Regions from separate parts of the Homo sapiens genome. Here region 1 is linked to region 2. Evidence: read pairs that join two places in POLR2A ChIA-PET (ENCODE). Cell type or tissue: PC-3. All regions are shown on one strand. Links, peaks and the distances in the headings refer to the core of each region. The heading gives the core; the rest is flanking DNA.

Region 1 (10,138 bases), core at 1,111-9,110, 260 kb before region 2:
AAAGTGCTGGGATTACAGGCATGAGCAACCACACCCAGCTGAAAAAAATTTTTTTAATTAGCAAGCGTGATGGTATGTGCCTGTAGTGCCAATTTCTCAGGAGGCTGAGGCAGGAGGATCACTTGAACCCAGGAGGTCAAGGCTGCAGTGAGCCATGATGGCACCACTGCACTCAGCCTGGGTGACAGAGTGAGACCTTGTCTCAAAAAAAAAAAAAAAAAAAAAAAAGGCAGCCAGTGGCCAGCTCAGTTATAGGAAAGGACACAAGCCACTTGTGTTCCTGGTTCCCTTGGTGTGGTTTGAGAGCTACATTTTTCTCTAAAAGCAGAGGTTTGGAGGAGATTCCCCCTGAGGAACCAAGTTCAACAGTCTACTTAGCTTAGAACAAGGCAGAGTCCTGGCTGGTGTCAAAATAGGGGACTGTGGACAGAAACAGAAGGCCTCTACCTTTATTTAGAAGAGCCTACTCAGTTTCTGAAACCACTTTCCAAGGAAATTGTCTTGGGGTGATGGTGTGGATTTATTTACAAGACAATTAATGTCTTTGACTCAACTTTTTTTTCTCTTTTTTTTTTTTTTTTTTTTTTTTTTTTTTGAGACGGAGTCTCGCTCTGTCGCCCAGGCTGGAGTGCAGTGGCGCAATCTCGGCTCACTGCAATCTCTGCCTCCTGGGTTCAAGTGATTCTCCTGCCTCAGTCTCCTGAGTAGTTGGGACTACAGGCACCCACCACCACGCCTGGCTAATTTTTGTATTTTTAGTAGAGACAGGGTTTCACCATATTGGCCTTGCTGGTCTCGAACTCCTGACCTTGTGATCCGCCCGCCTCGGCCTCCCAAAGTGCTGGGATTACAGGCATGAGCCACTGCACCTGGCCAAAAAAATTTTTTTTAATTAGCTGTGCATAGTGGCATGTGCCTACATTTCCAGCTACTCAGGAGGCTAAGGTGGGAGGACTGCTTGAGTCTGGGAGGTTGAGGTTACAGTGAGCTATGATCATGTCACTGTATTACAGCCTGAGTGACAGCAAGATTCTGTCTCAAAAAAAAGAAAAAGGAATAGAGTTATGGAAAAAGCAGCGAAGACAGAGAAAAGGAAAGAAGCACTATGGGAAGGCACAGAGTTAAGAATGGGCAAATCATGTACCAAGGAGAGCTTTCATTTCAAGTGAACAAAATTTGAAACAAATATCCTATAGCTTCAATCGAGAATCTGGAGAGCTGGGGTTTGAGAAACATTTCAATTTCGACTGCCTGAGAAATGGCTTCCAAGGCAGTGGTCCTCACCCTGGCTCTCTAAATGGCATGGGGATGGAGAGTGAGCTATTTCTTGTATTCTTAAAAAGCCTAAAGAAAATGGGCTGGGCACAGTGGCTCATGCCTGTAATCCCAGCATTTTGGGAGGCGGAGGTGGGCAGATTGCCTGAGCTCGGGAGTTAGAGACCACCCTGGGCAACATGGTGAAACCCCATCTCTACTAAAATAAAAAAATTAGCTGGGTGTGGTGATGCGTGCCTGTAGTCCCAGCTACTCAGGAGGCTGAGGCACGAGAATTGCTTGAGCCCCGGGAGGCGGAGGTTGCAGTGAGCCAAGATCGTGCCACTTCACTCTAGCTTGGGCTACAGAGTGAGACTCTGTCTCAAAAAAAAAAAAAAGAAAAGAAAATGGAACATTTGCTTGCGACAGTTCTCCACACACTTTTTTTTTTTTTTTTTTTTGAGATGGAGTTTCGCTCTTGTTGCCCAGGCTGGATCGTGCAATGGCGCAATCTTGGTTTATTGCAATCTCTGCCTCCTAGGTTCAAGTGATTCTCCTGCCTCAGCCTCCCAAGTAGCTAGGATTACAGCATGCGCCACCACGCCCAGCTAATTTTGTATTTTTATTAGAGATGAGGTTTCTCCATGTTGGTCAGGCTGGTCTCGAACTCCCGACTTCAGGTGATCCACCTGCCTCAGCCTCCCAAAGTGCTAGGATAACAGGCGTGAGCCACCACCGCGCCCGGCCCTGCACAAACTTTTTTTTTTTTTTTTTTTTTGAGACGGAGTCTTGCTCTGTCACCTGGGCTGGAGGGCAGTGGCCCGATCTCAGTTCACTGCAACCTCCGCCTCCTGGGTTCATGCCCTTCTCCTGTCTCAATCTCCCAAGTAGCTGGGACTATAGGCGCCCACCACCACGCCCGGCTAATTTTTTGTATTTTTAGTAGAGACGGGGTTTCACCGTGTTAGCCAGGATGGTCTCGATCGCCTGACCTCGTGATCCGCCCGCCTCAGCCTACCAAAGTGGTGGGATTACAGGTGTGAGCCACTGCGCCCGGCCCAAACTATTTTTTAAAAAACTTCATTGGCTTAAAACTAGAGCACATGCAGGCTGGGCGTGGTGGCTCACGCCTGTAATCCCAGCACTTTGGGAGGCCGAGGTGGGTGGATCACCTGAGGTTGGGAGTTTGAGACCAGCCTGAGCAACATGGAGAAACCCCGTCTCTACTGAAAATACAAAATTAGCCGGGTGTGGTGGCACATGCCTGTAATCCCAGCTACTAGGGAGGCTGAGGCAGGAGAATCGCTTGAACCCAGGAGGCAGAAGTTGCGGTGAGCCGAGATCGCGCCATTGCACTCCAGCCTGCGCAACAAGAGCGAAACTCCATCTTAAAAAACAAACAAACAAACAAAAACAACTAGAGCACATGCTTTGTAAAAATACTCAGAACAGAATTATATACAGTAAAAAGTAAAAGATTGAACCATGCACCCTCAGACACCCCCCACACAAATACCCTGTTACTCCAATCTACCTCCCCAGAGTAACCAGAGTGATTTGGTGTGTAGATCACTGTGTGTCAGATCTGTTTCTATAAATATGCAACCATATGTACATAAATATTAGCTAATATTAGCTGGGCATGGTGGTGCTCTGATAGCCCTAGCTACTCAGGAGGCTGAGCCTAGTAGTTAGAGGCTGCAGTGAACTATGATTGTGCCAAGGTACTCCAGCCCAGGTGACAGAGCAAGACCTTTGTCTCTAAAAATCAAATCAATAAAGAAAAAGTTTTAAAAATGTGGCTAATATTATTATTAGAGTATGGCTGTATTATCATTTAACCCTTCCCTTCACGATATTAAGGTTGTTTCCCTCTTGCCCTGTTACAAAAATGCTTCATTGGATGTCATTGCACATATATCTTGCTCAGGTGCCTTTGCTTTCTGCTGGTATTACAGTAAATCAGTATATTAGTTATTTTATGGGAAAAATAAACTTTTTTTTTTTTTTTGGAGACAGAGTCTGACTCTTGCCCAGGCTGGGAGCAGTGGCATGTTCTCGGCTCACTGCAACCTCCGCCTCCCAGGTTCAAGCGATTCTCTTGCCTCAGCCTCCCGAGTAACTGGGATTACAGGCGCGTGCCACCACATACAGCTAATTTTTGTATTTTTAGTAGAGACAGGGTATTGCCACGTTGGCCAGGCTGGTTTCGAACTCCTGACTTCAGGTGACACGCCTGTCCTCGGCCTCTCAAAGTGCTGGGATTACAGGCATGAGCCACTGCGCCCGACCAGAAAAAAATAAACTACTGATTGAGCTTATGAATGTAGTCTGGTGGAAAAAAAAACTTTCAAAACAGTTCCTTCGTAGGGGAAAAGGAACAAAAATCATGTCCACTGCGGCCTGAGGGAGCACTACAGCTGTTTCTCTTGGTGCATTCATTCTGCACATTGACTGGAGGTGGAAGACTTGTTGGAGGTGCCCTTCATACATGCTGCTCTCTATTGTGGCAAATATGGGAAGGAGCTTTGGAGGACAAGTAGAAGGGTCTGCATGAAAGTGACAGCTGAGGGGCCGGGCGCCATGGCTCACGCCTGTAATCCCAGCACTTTGGGAGGCTGAGGCAGGTGGATCACGAGGTCAAGAGATTGGGACCATCCTGGCCAACATGGCAAAACCTCGTCTCTACTAAAAATACAAAAATTAGCCAGGCGTGGTGGTGCACACCTGTAGTCCCAGCTACTCGGGAGGCTGAGGCAGGAGAATCACTTGAATCTGGGAGGCAGAGGTTGCAGTGAGCCGAGATCGCGCCACTGCACTCCAGGCCTGGCAACAGAGCGAGACTCCTTCTCAAAAAAAAAGAAAGTGACAGTTGAGGGTTAGCATCTTGGACCTTAGCTGCTCTCTTTCCCTCACACTGCTTAGAAAAGATTTGCATTTACTGCCTCCCTTCGTTCTTTCACAGTCGAACCTCTCTTTACTTGCCTCTTACCACATCTGGTAAGTCTTATAGATTCTTCCCTTGTAATGAGAGGCAAAGGAAATCACCTTCAGAACTTGGAACAGGATCAACTCTGGGACTCTTGGATAAACAAAATCTGTTCCCTGAATATTTTCAGTGAAAGGTGAATATGGAGGTGTCCTGGGGAGTGACTGCATTCTTCCTCGGCCACCACAAACAGGAGACCCAGCGCCCCCTAAGGGCCAACTTTGGCATCTCCAAAGGAGAAGGGTGCCCCTCACCCTATAAAGAATCTCTCCATATTGGCTGGGCGCGGTGGCTTACGCCTGTAATCCCGGCAATTTTTGGAGGGGAGGCTGAGGCAGGCGGATCACTTGAGGTGAGGAGTTTGAGACGAGCCTGGCCAACATGGTGAAACCAGGTCTCTACTGAAAAATACAAAATTAGCCAGGTGTGGTGGTGCGCACCTGTAATTGGGAGGCTGAGGCATTATAATAGCTTGAACCTGGGAGGTGGAGGCTGCAGTAAGGCGAGGTGAGATGGGGCCACTACACTCCATCCTGGGCGACAAAGCAAGACTCTCTTTCGAAAAGAAAAAAAAAAGAATCTCTCCATATGATCCATCTTGAAGGACCTGGACTAGGTTTTGTTAAAGGAACTAGCAGGCTTCCTTATCCCTTGAGACAGCAAAAATACGAGTGAATTTACAATGGACTAAACAATGTGTAGAAATAATTTACTCTAAAAGATGGTTTGTTTTTGAGTTGCTGAGGTCCAGCCAAAGTGGCTAACTTCTGGTCTCAGGAAAAAACAACTGAAGTTTGGAGAGTCCTAAATTTACCAAGCCTGGCTAAATAGTGTGTAACCAACAGCAAATGACCTGCCTAGGATTTAGAAAAGGGTTATCTAAAGAGTAAGGTTGGCTGGGCGCTGTAGCTTATGCCTGTAATCCCAGCACTTTGGGAGGCCGAGGCAGGTGGATCACCTGAGGTCAGGAGTTTGAGACCATCCTGGCCAACATGGCGAAACCCTGTCTCTACTAAAAATACAAAAATTAGCCGGGCATGGTGGCTCGCGCCTATAGTCCCAGCTACTTGGGAGGCTGAGGCAGGAGAATTGCTTGAATCCTAGAGGCAGAGGTTGCAGTGAGCCGAGATCACACCACTGCACTCCAGACTGGGCAACAGAGTCAGACTGTGTCTCAAAAAAAAAAAAAAAAAAAGATCTATATATGATTTATTTTAAAGAATTGGCTCATTGGCTCATGTGATTATGGGAGCTGGCAAGTCTAAAATCTGTAGGGCAGGCCAGCAGGCTGAAAACAAGCAGAAGTAATGCTACAGTTTTTTTTTTTTCCAACTTTCATTTTAGGCTCAGGGGGTACGTGTGCAAGTTTGTTACATGAGTAAACTGTGTGTCACTGAGGGTTAGTGTATGAATGATCCCGTCACCCAGTTAGTGAGCATAGTACCTCCCTCCCTTCCCCTTCTAGCAGTCCCCAGTGTCTATTTCCATCTTTATGTCCGTGTGTGCTCAATGTTTAGCTCTCACTTATAAGTGAGAACTAGCGGTGTTTTGTTTTCTATTCTCACATTAATTTATTTTTCTTTCTTTCTTTCTTTTTTTTTTTTTTTTTTGAGACGGAGTCTTGCTCTGTCACCCAGGCTGGAATACAGCGGCATGATCTCGGCTCACTGCAACCTCCACCCCCTGGGTTCAAGCGATTCTCCTGCCTCAGCCTCCCGAGTAGCTGGGATTACAGGCGCCTGCCACCACGCCCGGCTAATTTTTTTGTATCTTTAGTAGAGACGGGGTTTCACCATGTCGGTCAGGCTGGTCTCGAACTCCTGACCTCAGGTGATCCACCCGTCTTGGCCTCCCAAAGTGCTGAGATTACAGGCATGAGCCACCGTGCCCAGCCCAGCCATGACTTTTTAATTTTCATTTTTTTTTTTTTTTGAGACAGAGTTTTGCTCTGTCGCCCAGGCTATAGTGCAGTGGCACGATCTCTGCTCACTGCAAGCTCCACCTACCGGGTTCACGCCATTCTCCTGCCTCAGCCTCCCGAGTAGCTGGGACTACAGGTACCCGCCACTGCGCCCGGCTAATTTTTTGTATTTTTAGTAGAGGCAGGGTTTCACTGTGTTAGCCAGGATGGTCTCGATCTGACCTCGTGATCCACCCGTCTCGGCCTCCCAAAGTGCTGGGATTACAGGTGTGAGCCACTGCGCCCGGCATGACTTTTTAATAATAGCCATTCTGACTGGTGTGAGATGGTATCTTATTGCGGTTTTGATTTGCCTTTCTCTAATGATTAGTAATATTGAACATTTTTTCCATATATTTGTTGGCAACATCTATGTCTTCTTTAGAGAAGTGTCTGTTCATGTCCTTTGCCCAGTTTTTTTGCTTGTTTGTTTTCTTTTTCTGGGAGACAGGGTCTTACTCTGTCAACCAGGCTGGAGTGCAGCTGCAGCCTCAACCTCCTTGGCTCAAAGGATCCTCCCACCACAGCCTCCCTAGTAGCTAGGACTACAGGCACGTGCCACCATGCTGGGTTTTTGTTTTGTTTTGTTTTGCAGAGACGTGGTCTCACTCTGTTGCTCAGGTTAGTCTGGAGCTCCTGGGCTCAAGCAGTCCTCCCACCTCTGCCTCCCAAAAGTGTTAGGATCACAAGGGTAAGCCACTGCAACGGGCTGAGAAAATTTTAAAATATTTGTTTCCTTTTTTTTCTTTTTTTTTTTTTTTGAGAAGGAGTTTCGCTCTTGTTGCCCAGGCTGGAGTTCAATGGCGCTATCTTGGCTCACCGCAACCTCCGCCTCCTGGGTTCAAGCGATTCTCCTGCCTCAGCCTCCCAAGTAACTACAATTATAAGTGCACCACCAGGCTCAGCTAATTTTTTTGTGTTTTTAGTAGAGATGGGGTTTTACTATATTGGCCAAGCTGTTCTTGAACTCCTGACATCAAGTGATCTGCTGACCTTGGCCTCCCAAAGTGCTGGGATTACAGGTATGACCCACTGCGCCCAGCCTTTTGAGATAATATATTTAAAGTGCCTGGCATGTGGTAGAGCTTAATTAATATTAGCCTGGGCAGGGTATGGTGGCTCATGCCTATAATCCCAGCACTTTGGGAGGCCGAGGTAGGTGGACCACGAGGTCAGGAGTTCAAGACCAGCCTAGCCAAGATGGTGAAATCCCGTCTCAACTAAAAATACAAAAATTAGCCAGGCATGGTGGCGGTCACCTGCAATCCCAGCTACTTGGGAGGCTGAGGCAGAGAATTGCTTGAACCCGGGAGGTGGAGCTTGCAGTGAGACGTGATTGTGCCACTGCACTCCAGCCTGGGTGACAGAGTGAGACTCCATCTCACAAAAATAAATAAATAAATAAATATTAGCCTGGCTAGGACTATCATGTTATGAGGCAAGAATGATTGCTGAAGACTGGATAGCTACACAAGCCTATAGAGAAGGAGGGAGGCCTTGGCTAGACCTTCAAAAGAAAGGACATAAGCACAAAGATCAGGGAGAGGTAACAGGTTTATTTATTTTTATTTTATTTTTTTGAGACAGAGTTTCACTCGTTGCCCAGGCTGGAGTGCAATAGCGCGATCTCGGCTCACTGCAACCTCCGCCTCCCGGGTTCAAGTGATTCTCCTGCATCAGCCTCCCAAGTAGCTGTGATTACAGGCACACACCACCATGCCTGGCTAATTTTTTGTATTTTTAGTAGAGACGGGGTTTCACCATGGCCAAGCTGGTCTTGAACTCCTGACCTCAGGTGATCTGCCTGCCTCAGCCTGCCAAAGTGGTGGGATTACAGGCGTGAGCCACCGTGCCCGGCCAAGGTAACAGGTTTTATATGTATTTTAAAAAATATTTTACGTGTAATATAAACACGCTTATACAGAACATTTGGAAAATACAATTTTTCCACATAGTTGAGGTCATTCTGTGTGTAAAATTTGTAATGTGTGTCTCTTAATGGCATGTCATAAGACTTTCTCCATGTTACTACATTTTCTTTGACAACACTGATTTTAATGGCTGCTGAAGATTTCATTGAGGCCGGGTGTGGTGGCTCACGCCTGTAATCCCAGCACTTTGGGAGGCTGAGGTGGGTGGATCATTTGAGGTCTGGAGTTCAAGACCAACCTGGCCAACATGGTGAAACCCCGTCTCTACTGAAAATACAAAAATTAGCCGGGCAGTAGTGGCGTGCGCCTGTAATCCCAGCTGCTTGGGAGGCTGAAGCAGGAGAATCACTTGAGCCTGAGAGGCAGAGGTGTCTCAAAAAAAAAAAAAAAAAAAAAAAAAAAAAAAATCCACCACTCCCTGGCCTCTTTCTCCTCTCTTTTTGAGTTTTCCTTGCTTTTCTTGTCTGATTTTTATTGCAGATTAACAGTAGAATTATTTTATCAAGTAACAAAAGATTCCATTAGAATTGTGATTGAATGGGCCGGGCGCAGTGGCTCACGCCTGTAATCCCCCCACTTTGGGAGGCCGAGGCGGGTGGATCACGAGGTCAGGAGATTGAGACCACCGTGGCTAACACGGTGAAACCCCATCTCTACTAAAAATACAAAAAATTAGCCGGGCGTGGTGGCGGGCGCCTGTAGTCCCAGCTACTTGGAAGGCTGAGGCAGGAGAATGGCATGAACCTGGGAGGCGGAGCTTGCAGTGAGCTGAGATCGTGCCACTGCACTCCAGCCTGGGTGACAGAGCGAGACTCCGTCTCAAAAAACAAAAAAAAAGAATCGTAATTGAATGTTGTAAAAGTGAGAACTTGAGAAATTAATTTGGTAAGAATTTACATCTTTATAAGATTCATTATTTTCTAAGATTATGGCTTGTTTCTCCATTTTTTTTTTAGTCTTCTATTTTATCTTGCAGCAATTTTTTTTTTTTCCTTTTTGATAGGGTCTTGCTCTGTCACTCAGGCTGGAGTGCAGTGGTTTGATCACAGCTCACTGCAGACTCAACTTCCTGGGCTCAAGCAGTCCTCCCACCTCAGCCTCTTGGGTAGCTGGGACTACAGGTGTGTGCCACAATGCCCAGGTCATTTTTTTTTTTTTTGAGATGGAGTTTTGCTCTTGTTGCCCAGGCTGGAGAACAATGGCCCGATCTTGGCCCACTGCAACCTCCGCCTACCAGCTTCAAGCAATTATCCTGCCTCAGCCTCCTGAGTAGCTGGGATTATAAGTGCCTGCCACCACGCCCAGCTAATTTTTGTATTTTCAGTAGAGATAGGCTTTCACCATGTCGGCCAGGCTGGTCTCGAACTCCTCACCTCAGGTGATCCACCTGCCTCGGCCTCCCAAAGTGCTGGGATTACAAGCCACCGTGCCCGGCTGCTAATTTTTTTTTTGAGACAGGGTCTCACTCTGTCGCCCAGACTGGAGTGCAGCGGCACAATCTCGGCTCACGGTAATCTCTGCCTCCAAGGTTCAAGGGATTCTCTCGCCTCAGCCTCCCGAGTAGCTGGGATTACAGGCATGTGCCACCACACCCAGCTAATTTTTGTATTTTCAGTAGAGACGGGGTTTCACCATGTTGGCCAGGCTGACGCCCAGCTAATTTTTAAAATTTTTTTGTAGAGATGGGGTATTGTTATGTTGCCTAGGCTGGCCTTGAACTCCTAGGCTCAAGCAATCCTCCTGCCTCGGCCTCCCAAAGTGTTGGGATTACAAGCATAAGCCACTGTAACCAGCCTATAATTTTCTTTATGTCAGTTTCTCACATTTTTCAGTAAAGATAAATATTTTATAGTAGTGTTACTGTTACCACTGTGAATGGGGAAAATAATAATCACAATAGCCAATATGTATTGAAGGTTTACTATGTGCAGGGTAGCTTCTAAATGCTTTACTATGTTAACTAATTTAATATTCATAATGACTTTATAAGAGCTATTATTTACA
Region 2 (10,138 bases), core at 1,288-9,287:
TGGGTCTTGACTCTTTATCCAATTTGCCAGTCTGTGTCTTTTAATTGGCGCATTTAGCCCATTTACGTTTAAGGTTAAAATTGTTGTGTGTGAATTTGATCCTGTCAATATGAGGCTAGCTAGTTGTTTTGCCCATTAGTTGATGCAGTTTCTTCATTGTGCCAATGTTCTTTACAATCTAGTATGTTTTTGCAGTGGCTGGTACCAGTTGCTCCTTTCCACGTTTAGTGCTTCCTTCAGGAGCTCTTGTAAGGCAGGCCTGGTGGTGACAAAATCTCTCAGCATTTGCTTGTCTGTAAAGGATTGTGTTTCTCCTTCGCTTATGAAGCTTAGTTTGGCTGGATATGAAATTCTGGGTTGAAAATTCTTTTCTTTAAGAATGTTGAATATTGGACCCCACTCTCTTCCGACTTGTAGAGTTTCTGCAGAGAGATCTGCTGTTAGTCTGATGGGCTTCCCTTTGTGGATAACCCGACCTTTCTCTCTGGCTGCCCTTAAAATTTTTTCCTTCATTTCAACCTTGGTGAATCTGAGAATTATGTGTCTTGGAGTTGCTCTTCTCAAGGAGTATCTTTGTGGTGTTCTCTGTATTTCCTGAATTTGAATGTTGGCCTGTCTTGCTAGGTTGGGGAAGTTCTCCTGGATAATAATCCTGAAGAGTGTTTTCCAACTTGGTTCCATTCTCCTCATCACTTTCAGGACACCAATCAAACACAGATTTGGTTTTCACATAGTCCTGTATTTCTTGGAGGCTTTGTTCATTCCTTTTTTTCCTTTTTCTCTAATCTTGTCTTCAAGCTTTATTTCATTAAGTCGATCTTCAATCACTGATATCCTTTCTTCTGCTTGATTGATTCAGCTATTGAAACTTGTGTATGCCTCACAAAGTTCTCATGCTGTGTTTTTCAGCTCCATCAGGTCATCTATGTTCTTTTCTACACTGGTTATTCTAGTTAGTAATTCATCTAACCTTTTTTCAAGGTTCTTAGCTTCCTTGCATTGGGTTAGAACATGCTCCTTTAACTTGGAGGAGTTTGTTATTACCCACCTTCTGAAGCCTTCTTCTGTCAATTCATCAAACTCATTCTCCATCCAGTTTTGTTCCCTTGCTGGCGAGGAGTTGTGATCCTTTGGAGGAGAAGAGGCATTCTGGTTTTTGGAATTTTTGACCTTCTTGTTCTTGTTTCTCCCCATCTTTGTGGATTTATCTACCTTTGGTCTTTGATGTTGGTGACCTTTGGATGGGGTCTTTGAGTGGATGTGCTATTCCTGTTTGTTAGTTTTCCTTCTGACAGTCAGGCCCCTTTGCTACCAGTCTGTTGGAGTTTGCTGGAGGTCCACTCCCAACCCTGTTTCCCTGGGTATCACCAGAGGATGCTGCAGAACAGCAAAGATTGCTGCCTGGTCTTTCCTCTGGAAGCTTCGTCCCAGAGGGGCACCTCCTAGATGCCAGCCAGAACTCTCCAGTATGAGGTGTCTGTTGGCCCCTACTGGGAGGTGTCTCCCAGTCAGGATACATGGGGGTCGGGGACCCACTTGAGGAGGCAGTCTGTCCCTTAGCAGAGCTTGAATGCTATGCTGGGAGGTCCACTGCTTTCTTCAGAGCTGTCAGGCAGAGACGTTTAAGTCTGCTGAAGCTGTGCCCACAGCTGCCTGTTTTCCCAGGTGCTCTGACCCAGGGAGATGGGGGTTTTATCTGTAAGTCCCTGACTGGGGCTGCTACCTTTTTTTTCAGAGATGCCCTGCCCAGAGAAGGGACGTCTGGCCACAGCAGCCTTGCTGAGCTGCAGTGGGCTCCGCCCAGTTTGAACTTCCCAGTGGCTTTCTTTATACTGTGAGTGTAAAACCACCTACTCAAGCCTCAGCAATGGTGGACGCCCCTCCCCCCACCAAGCTCGTGTCTCAGGTTGATCTCAGACTGCTGCTGTGCTGGCAGTGAGAATTTCAAGCTAGTGGATCTTAGTTTGCTGGGCTCTGTGGGGGTGGGACCCACCAAGCTCGATCACTTGGCTCCCTGGCTTCAGCACCCCTTTCCAGGGGAGTGAATGGCTCTGTCTCGCTGGCATTCCAGGCACCACTGGGGTATGGAAAAAAAGAACTCCGGCAGCTAGTTTGGTGTCTGCCCAAATGGCTGCCCAGTTTTGTGCTTGAAACCCAGGGCCCTGGTGGGGTAGGCACCGGAGGGAATCTCCTGGTTTGCGGGTTGCAAAAACCATGGGACAAGCACAGTGTCTGTACCAGAGTTCCTCAGGCTCAGTGCCTCATGGCTTCCTTTGGGTGGGGCAGAAAATTCCCTGACCCGTTGTGCTTCCCAGGTGAGATGGCTCCCCACCCTGCTTCAGCTTGCCCTCCATGGGCTGCACCCACTGTCCAACCAGTCCCAGTGAGATGAACCGGGTACCTAAGTTGGAAATGCAGAAATCCCCCACCTTCTGCATCAGTCTCTCTGGCAGCTGCAGACCGGAGCTGTTCCTATTCGGCTATCTTGCCAGTAAATCTCTCTCTTTTTTTTTTTTTTTCCCAAGAAGACTGAGCTCTGCATTGATGTGATTAAGTCACACCTCAGGGTTCCTTTGGGCCCTTCACAGTAACTGTGCATCCCTTCAGAGTAATGCCAACATTTTCTGGAATGTTGACAGTCTGATTGCTGAGAATGATCTTCATTCTCTCAGTAGATGCGGCAAAGGAAAAACATCTTCAATGTTATTATGGGGGATAAGGACTTATTCTTGCCATTTTATTATTTGTTTTCTGGTCTTCTCTTTCTTCTTTCTTTTCTTTCTATCTTCCTTTTGGTGAAGGTGGTTTTCTCTGGTGATATAATTTAGTTTCATGCTTTTTCTTTTTGTGTATCTGTTATATGGTTTTTGTTTTGAGATTACCATAGGGCTTGCAAATACTATCTTATAAGCCATTATTTTAAGCTGATAACAACTTAACAATGTTTGCATTAACAAATGAGCAAACAAGCAAAAATAAAATTAATAAAGACTCTATGCCTTAACTTTGTCCCCCCATGTTTTAACTTTTTGTTGTTACTATTAATTCATACCTTATTTGTACTATGTCTTGAAGTTATTACTTTTTGTTCAGTTCATCTTTTCACATAAAATACTACTAATACTAAACTACTCACATCTTTCTACTTAAGATCTTTCTACTTAAGATGTGAGTAGTTTAAACATCACAATTACAGAGTTATAATATTCTGTGTACTTACTATTACTAATGAGTTTTGTACCTTCAGATGATTGCTTATTAACATCATTTTCTTTCTGATTGAAATATTCCCCTTAGCATTTCTTGTAAGACAGGTCTGATGTTGATGAAATCCCTCAGCTTTTGTTTGTCGGGGAAAGTCTTTATTTCTTCTTCATATTTGAAGGATATTTTTTGCCAGATATACTATTCTAGGGTAAAAATTTTTTTCCTTCTGCACTTTAAATATGCCATGCCACTCTCTCCTGACCTGTGAAGTTTCCACTGAGAAGTCTGCTGTCAGATATATTGGAGCTCTGTTGTATGTTATTTGTTTGTTTTATCTTGCTCCTTTTAGGACTCTTTCTTTGTCCTTGACCTTTGGCAATTTGATTATTAAATGCCTGGAGGTAGTCTTCTTTGGGCTAAATCTGTTTGGTGTTCTATAACCTTCTTGTACTTGGATATTGATAGCTTTCTCTAGGTTTGGGAAGTTCTCTGTTATTATCCCTTTGAATAAACTTTCTACCCCATCTCTTTCTCTACCTCTTCTTTGGGGCCAATAACTCTGAGATTTGAGGCTATTTTCTAGATCCTGTAGGTGTGCTTCATCTTTTTTTTTTCTTTTTGAGATGGAGTTTCGCTCTTGTTGCCCAGGCTGGAGTGCAATGGCATGATCTTGGCTCACTGCAACCTCTGCCTCTTTGGTTCAAGTAATTCTCTTGCCTCAGCCTCCCCAGTAGCTGGGATTACAGGCATGTGCACCACACCTGGCTAATTTTTATTTTTAGTAAAGATGGGGTTTCTCCATGTTGGTCAGGCTGGTCTTGAAATCCCAACCTCAAGTGATCTGCCCGCCTCAGTCTCCCAAAGTGCTGGGATTACAGGCATGAGCCACCATGCCCAGCCTGCTTCATCGTTTTTTATTCTTTTTTCTTTTGTCTCCTCTGACTGTGTATTTTCAAATATTATAATAGCTTATCTTCAAGCTCAGTAATTCTGTCTTCTGCCTGATAATTCTGCTATTAAAAGACACAGAAGCATTCTTCAGTATGCCAATTGCATTTTTCTTTTTTTTTAATTATTATACGTTAAGTTCTAGGGTACATGTGCACAACGTGCAGGTTTGTTACATATGTATATATGTGCCATGTTCATGTGCTGCACCTGTTAACTCATCATTTACATTAGGTATATCTCCTAATGTTATCCCTCCTCCCTCCCCCTACCCCATGACAGGCCCCAGTGTGTGATGTTCCCTACCCTGTGTCCAAGTGTTCTTATTGTTCAATTCCCATGTATGAGTGAGAACATGCGGTGTTTGGTTTTCTGTCCTTGTGATAGTTTGCTGAGAATGATGGTTTCCAGCTTCATCAACGTCCCTAAAAATGACATGAACTCATCCTTTTTTATGGCTGCATAGTGCATATGTGCCACATTTTCTTAATCTAATCTATCATTGATGGACATTTGGGTTGGTTCCAAGTCTTTGCTATTGTGAATAGTGCACACATACGTGTGCATGTGCCTTTATAGCAGCATGATTTATAATCCTTTGGGTGTATACCCAGTAATGGGATAGCTGGGTCAAATGGTATTTCTAGTTCTAGATTGCTGAGGAATCGCCACACTGTCTTCCACAATTGTTGAACTAGTTTACACTCCCACCAACAGTGTAAAAGCATTCCTATTTCTCCACATCCTCTCCAGCACCTGTTGTTTCCTGACTTTTTAGTGATTGCCATTCTAACTGGTGTGAGATGGTATCTCACTGTGGTTTTGATTTGCATTTCTCTGATGGCCAGTGATGATGAGCATTTAATTTTCATGTGTCTGTTGGCTGCATGAATGTCTTCTTTTGAGAAGTGTCTGTTCATATCCTTTGCCCACTTTTTGATGAGGTTGTTTGATTTTTTTCTTGTAAATTTGATTAAGTTCTCCGTAGATTCTGGATATCAGCCCTTTGTCAGATAAGTAGTTTGCAAAAATTTTCTCCCATTCTGTAGGTTGCCTGTTCACTCTGATGGTAGTTTATTTTGCTGTGCAGAAGCTCTTTAATTTAATTAGATCTAATTTGTCAATTTTGGCTTTTTTTGCCATTGCTTTTGGTGTTTTAGTCATGAAGTCCTTGCCCATGCCTGTGGCCTGAATGGTATTGCCTAGGTTTTCTTCTAGGGTTTTTATGGTTTTAGATCTAACATTTAAGTCTTTAATCCATCTTGAATTAATTTTTGTAGAAGATGTAAGGAAGGGATCCAGTTTCAGCTTTCTACATATGGCTAGCCAGTTTTCCCAGCACCATTTGTTAAATAGGGAATTCTTTCCCCATTTCTTGTTTTTGTCAGGTTTGTCAAAGATCAGATGGTTGTAGATGTGTGGTATTATTTCCGGGGGCTCTATTCTGTTCCATTGGTCTATATCTCTGTTTTGGTACCAGTACCATGCTGTTTTGCTTACTGTAGCCTTGTAGTATAGTTTGAAGTCAGGTAGCATGATGCCTCCAGCTTTGTTCTTTTGGCTTAGGAATGACTTGGCAATGTGGGCTCTTTTTTGGTTCCATATGAACTTTAAAGTAGCTTTTTCCAATTCCGTGAAGAAAGTCATTGGTAGCTTGATGGGGATGGCATTGAATCTACAAATTACCTTGAGCAGTATGGCCATTTTCACGATATTGATTCTTCCTACCCATGAGCATGGAATGTTCTTCCATTTGTTTGTGTCCTCTTTTATTTCATTGAGCAGTGGTTTGTAGTTCTCCTTGAAGAGGTCCTTCACATGCCTTGTAAGTTGGATTCCTAGGTATTTTATTCTCTTTGAAGCAATTGTGAATGTGAGTTCACTCATGATTTGGCTCTCTGTTTGTCTGTTGTTGGTGTATAAGAATGCTTGTGATTTTTGTACATTGATTTTGTATCCTGAGACTTTGCTGAAGTTGCTTATCAGCTTAAGGAGATTTTGGGCTGAGACAATGGGGTTTTCTAAATATACAATCATGTCATCTGCAAACAGGGACAATTTGACTTCCTCTTTTCCTAACTGAATACCCTTTATTTCTTTCTCTTGCCTGATTGCCCCGGCCAGAACTTCCAACACTATGTTGAATAGGAGTGGTGAGAGAGGGCATCCCTGTCTTGTGCCAGTTTTCAAAGGGAATGCTTCCAGTTTTTGCCCATTCAGTATGATATTGGCTGTGGGTTTGTCATAAATAGGTCTTATTATTTTGAGATACATCCCATCAATACCTAATTTATTGAGAGTTTTTAGCATGAAGGGCTGTTGAATTTTGTCAAAGGCCTTTTCCGCATCTATTGAGATAATCAAGTGGTTTTTGTCTTTGGTTCTGTTTATAAGCTGGATTATATTTATTGATTTGTGTATGTTGAACCAGCATTGCATCCCAGGGATGAAGCCAACTTGATCATGATGGATAAGCTTTTTGATGTGCTGCTGGATTTGATTTGCCAGGATTTTATTGAGGATTTTTGCATCGATGTTCATCAGGGACATTAGTCTAAAATCCTTTTTTCGTTGTGTCTCTGCCAGGCTTTGGTATCAGGATCATGTTGGCCTCATAAAATGAATTAGGGAGGATTCCCTCTTTTTCCATTGATTGGAATAGTTTCAGAAGGAATGGTACCAGCTCCAGTAGAATTCGGCTGTGAATCTATCTGGTCCTGGACTTTTTTTGGTTGGTAGGCTATTAACTATTGCCTCAATTTCAGAACCTGTTATTGGTCTATCAGAGATTCAACTTCTTCCTGGGTTAGTCTTGGGAGGGTGTATGTGTCCAGGAATTTATCCGTTTCTTCTAGATTTTCTAGTTTATTTGTGTCGAGGTGTTTATAGTATTCTCTGATGGTAGTTTTTATTTCTGTGGGATCGGTGGTGATATCCCCTTTATCATTTTTTATTGCATCTATTTGATTCTTCTCTCTTTTCTTCTTTATTAGTCTTGCTAGCAGTCTATCAATTTTGTTGATCTTTTCAAAAAACCAGCTCCTGGATTCATTGATTTTTTGAAGGGTTTTTTGTGTCTCTCTCTCCTTCAGTTCTGCTCTGATCTTAGTTATTTCTTGCCTTCTGCTAGCTTTTGAATGTGTTTGCTCTTGCTTCTCTAGTTCTTTTAATTGTGATGTTAGGGTGTCAATTTTAGATCTTTCCTGCTTTCTCTTGTGGGCATTTAGTGCTATAAATTTCCCCCTACACACTGCTTTAAATGTGTCCCAGAGATTCTGGTATGTTGTGTCTTTGTTCTCATTGGTTTCAAAGAACATCTTTATTTCTGCCTTCATTTCGTTATGTACCCAGTAGTCATTCAGCAGCAGGTTGTTCAGTTTCCATGTAGTTGAGCAGTTTTGAGTGAGTTTCTTAATCCTGAGTTCTAGTTTGATTGCACTGTGGTCTGAGAGACAGTTTGTTATAATTTCTATTCTTTTACATTTGCTGAGGAGTGCTTTACTTCCAACTATGTGGTCAACTTTGGAATAAGTGTGATGTGGTGCTGAGAAGAAGGTATATTCTGTTGATTTGGGGTGGAGAGTTCTGTAGATATCTATTAGGTCTGCTTGGTGCAGAGCTGAGTTCAATTCCTGGATATCCTTGTTAACTTTCTGTCTCATTGATCTGTCTAATGTTGACAGTGGTGTGTTAAAGTCTCCCATTATTATTGTGTGGGAGTCTAAGTCTCTTTGTAGGTCTCTAAGGACTTGCTTTATGAATCTGGATGCTCTTGTATTGGGTGCATGTATATTTAGGATAGTTAGCTCTTCTTGTTGCACTGATCCCTTTACCACTATGTAATGGCTTTCTTTGTCTCTTTTGATCTTTGTTGGTTTAAAGTCTCTTTTATCAGAGACTAGGATTGCAACCCCTGCTTTTTTGTTTTCCATTTGCTTGGTAAATATTCCTCCATCCCTTTATTTTGAGCCTATGTGTGTCTCTGCACATGAGTTGGGTCTCCTGAATACGGCACACTGGTGGGTCTTGACTCTTTATCCAATTCACCAGTCTGTGTCTTTTAATCGGAGCATTTAGCCCATTTACATTTAAGATTAATATTGTTATGTGTGAATTTGATCCTGTCATTATGATGTTAGCTGGTTATTTTGCTCGTTAGTTGATGCAGTTTCTTCCTAGCCTCAAAGATCTTTACAATTTGACATGTTTTTGCAGTGGCTGGTACTGGTTGTTCCTTTCCATGTTTAGTGCTTCCTTCAGGAACACCAAAGTTCTTTTGAATATCTGGAAAGCCTTCCCAAACGGGCAGGCACAAACAAGGCCAGACAGTGACAACTGCAATAAATACCTAACTCTTCAATGCCCAGACATAGACAAACTTCTACAAGTATGAAGATGATCCAGGAAAACATGACCTCATAAAATGAACTAAATAATGCACCAGGGATAAATCCTGGAGAAACAGAGATGTATGACTGTATCAGTCCATTTCCACACTGCTATAAAGAACTACCTGATACTGGATTATTTATAAAGGACAGAGGCTTAATTGACCCACTTTTGCATGGCTGGGTAGGCCTCCGGAAACTTAAAATCATGGCAGAAGGTGAAAGAGAAGCAAAACACATCTTACATGGCAGTGGGGGCTGGGGTAATGACAAACACATTTAAACCATCAGATCTCATGGGAACTCACTCACTATCATGAGAACAGCATGGGTGAAACCACAACCCATGATCCAATCACCTCCCACCAGGTACTTATCTCAACACAGGGGGATTATAATTTAAGATGAGATTTGGGTGGGGACACAGAGCCAAACCATATCATTATGCCCCTGGCCCCTCCCAAATTTTATATTCTTCTCACATTTCAAAGCCAACCATGCCTTCCCAACAATCCCTCAATGTCTTAATTCATTCCAGCATTAACTCAAATGTCCAAGTCCAAAGTCTCATCTGAGACAAGGCAAGTTCCTTCCACCTATAAGCCTGTAAAATAAAAAACAAGTTAGTTACTTCCAAGATACACTGGGGATACAGGTATTGTGTAAGTGTTCCCATTCTAAATGGAAAAAATTGGCCAAAACAAAGGTACCACAGGACCCCTGCAAGTTTGACACCCATCAGGGCAGCCACTAAATTTTAAAGATCCAAAATAATCTCCTTTGACTCCATATCTCACATCCAGGATACAATGACACAAGAGGTGGGCTCCCAAGGCCCTGGACAGCTCAGCCTCTTTGGCTTTGCAGGGTGCAGCCCCTGCAGATGCTTTCATCGGCTGGCATTGGTGCCTGTGGCTTTTCCAGGTGCACAGTGCAAGCTATGGGTGGATCTACTATTCTGGGGTTTGGAGGACAGAGAAGAGCTCACAGGTTCACTAGGCAGTGCCCCAGTAGGGACTCTGTGTGGGGGCTCCAACCCCACATTTCCCCTCTGCATGGCCCTAGTAAAAGTTCTTCATGAGGGCTCTACCCCTGCAACAGACTTAGGAAACTTACAATTATGGTAGGAGGTGAAAGGGAAGCAAGGCGTCTTACATGGCAGCAAGAGTTGGTGGGACTGCAAAACACTTTTAAACCATCAGATCTCATGAGAACTCACTCACTATCACAAGAACAGCATGAGGGAAACTGCCCCCATGATCCAACCAACTCCCACTAGGTCCCACCCTCAACACATGGGGATTACAATTTGAAATGAAATCTGGGTGGGGACACAGAGCCAAACCACATCAGTGACCTTTCAGACAGAGAATCCAAAATAGCTGTTTTGAGGAAACGCAAAGAAATTCAAGGTAATACAGAGAAAGAATTCAGAATTCTATCAGATAAATTTAACAAAGAGATTGAAATAGTTAAAAAGAATCAAACAGAAATTCTGGAGTTGAAAAATGTGGGGGAAGGTTCCAAGATGGCCAAATAAGAACAGCTCCAGTCTGCAGCTCCCAGCATGAGCAACACAGAAGATGGGTGATTTC

Evidence for each region. Peaks named below come from ENCODE experiments on the same cell type or tissue, not always from the same donor. Only the 100,000 strongest peaks of a DNase experiment are listed, where the experiment ranks them.
Region 1: POLR2A ChIA-PET joins it to region 2 with 5 read pairs; 2 of 35 experiments call an interaction of 5 or more read pairs at or near these places.

What each region holds. Positions count from the first base shown.
Region 1 is chr14:22,935,396-22,945,533 of GRCh38, reverse strand. All of the region lies in intron 2 of PRMT5-DT (PRMT5 divergent transcript), which reads right to left. Among named protein-coding and RNA genes, the nearest start is that of TRR-ACG1-3, 11 kb to the right of the region's middle. In PC-3, for the core only: CTCF peaks have their summits at 4,259 and 4,459 (motif pointing left); a DNase peak (open chromatin) is centred at 5,623.
Region 2 is chr14:22,678,081-22,688,218 of GRCh38, reverse strand. No RefSeq gene overlaps it. Among named protein-coding and RNA genes, the nearest start is that of OR6J1, 39 kb to the right of the region's middle. In PC-3, for the core only: no CTCF peak of the experiment used is centred there; no DNase peak of the experiment used is centred there; H3K27me3 peaks cover 1,452 bases.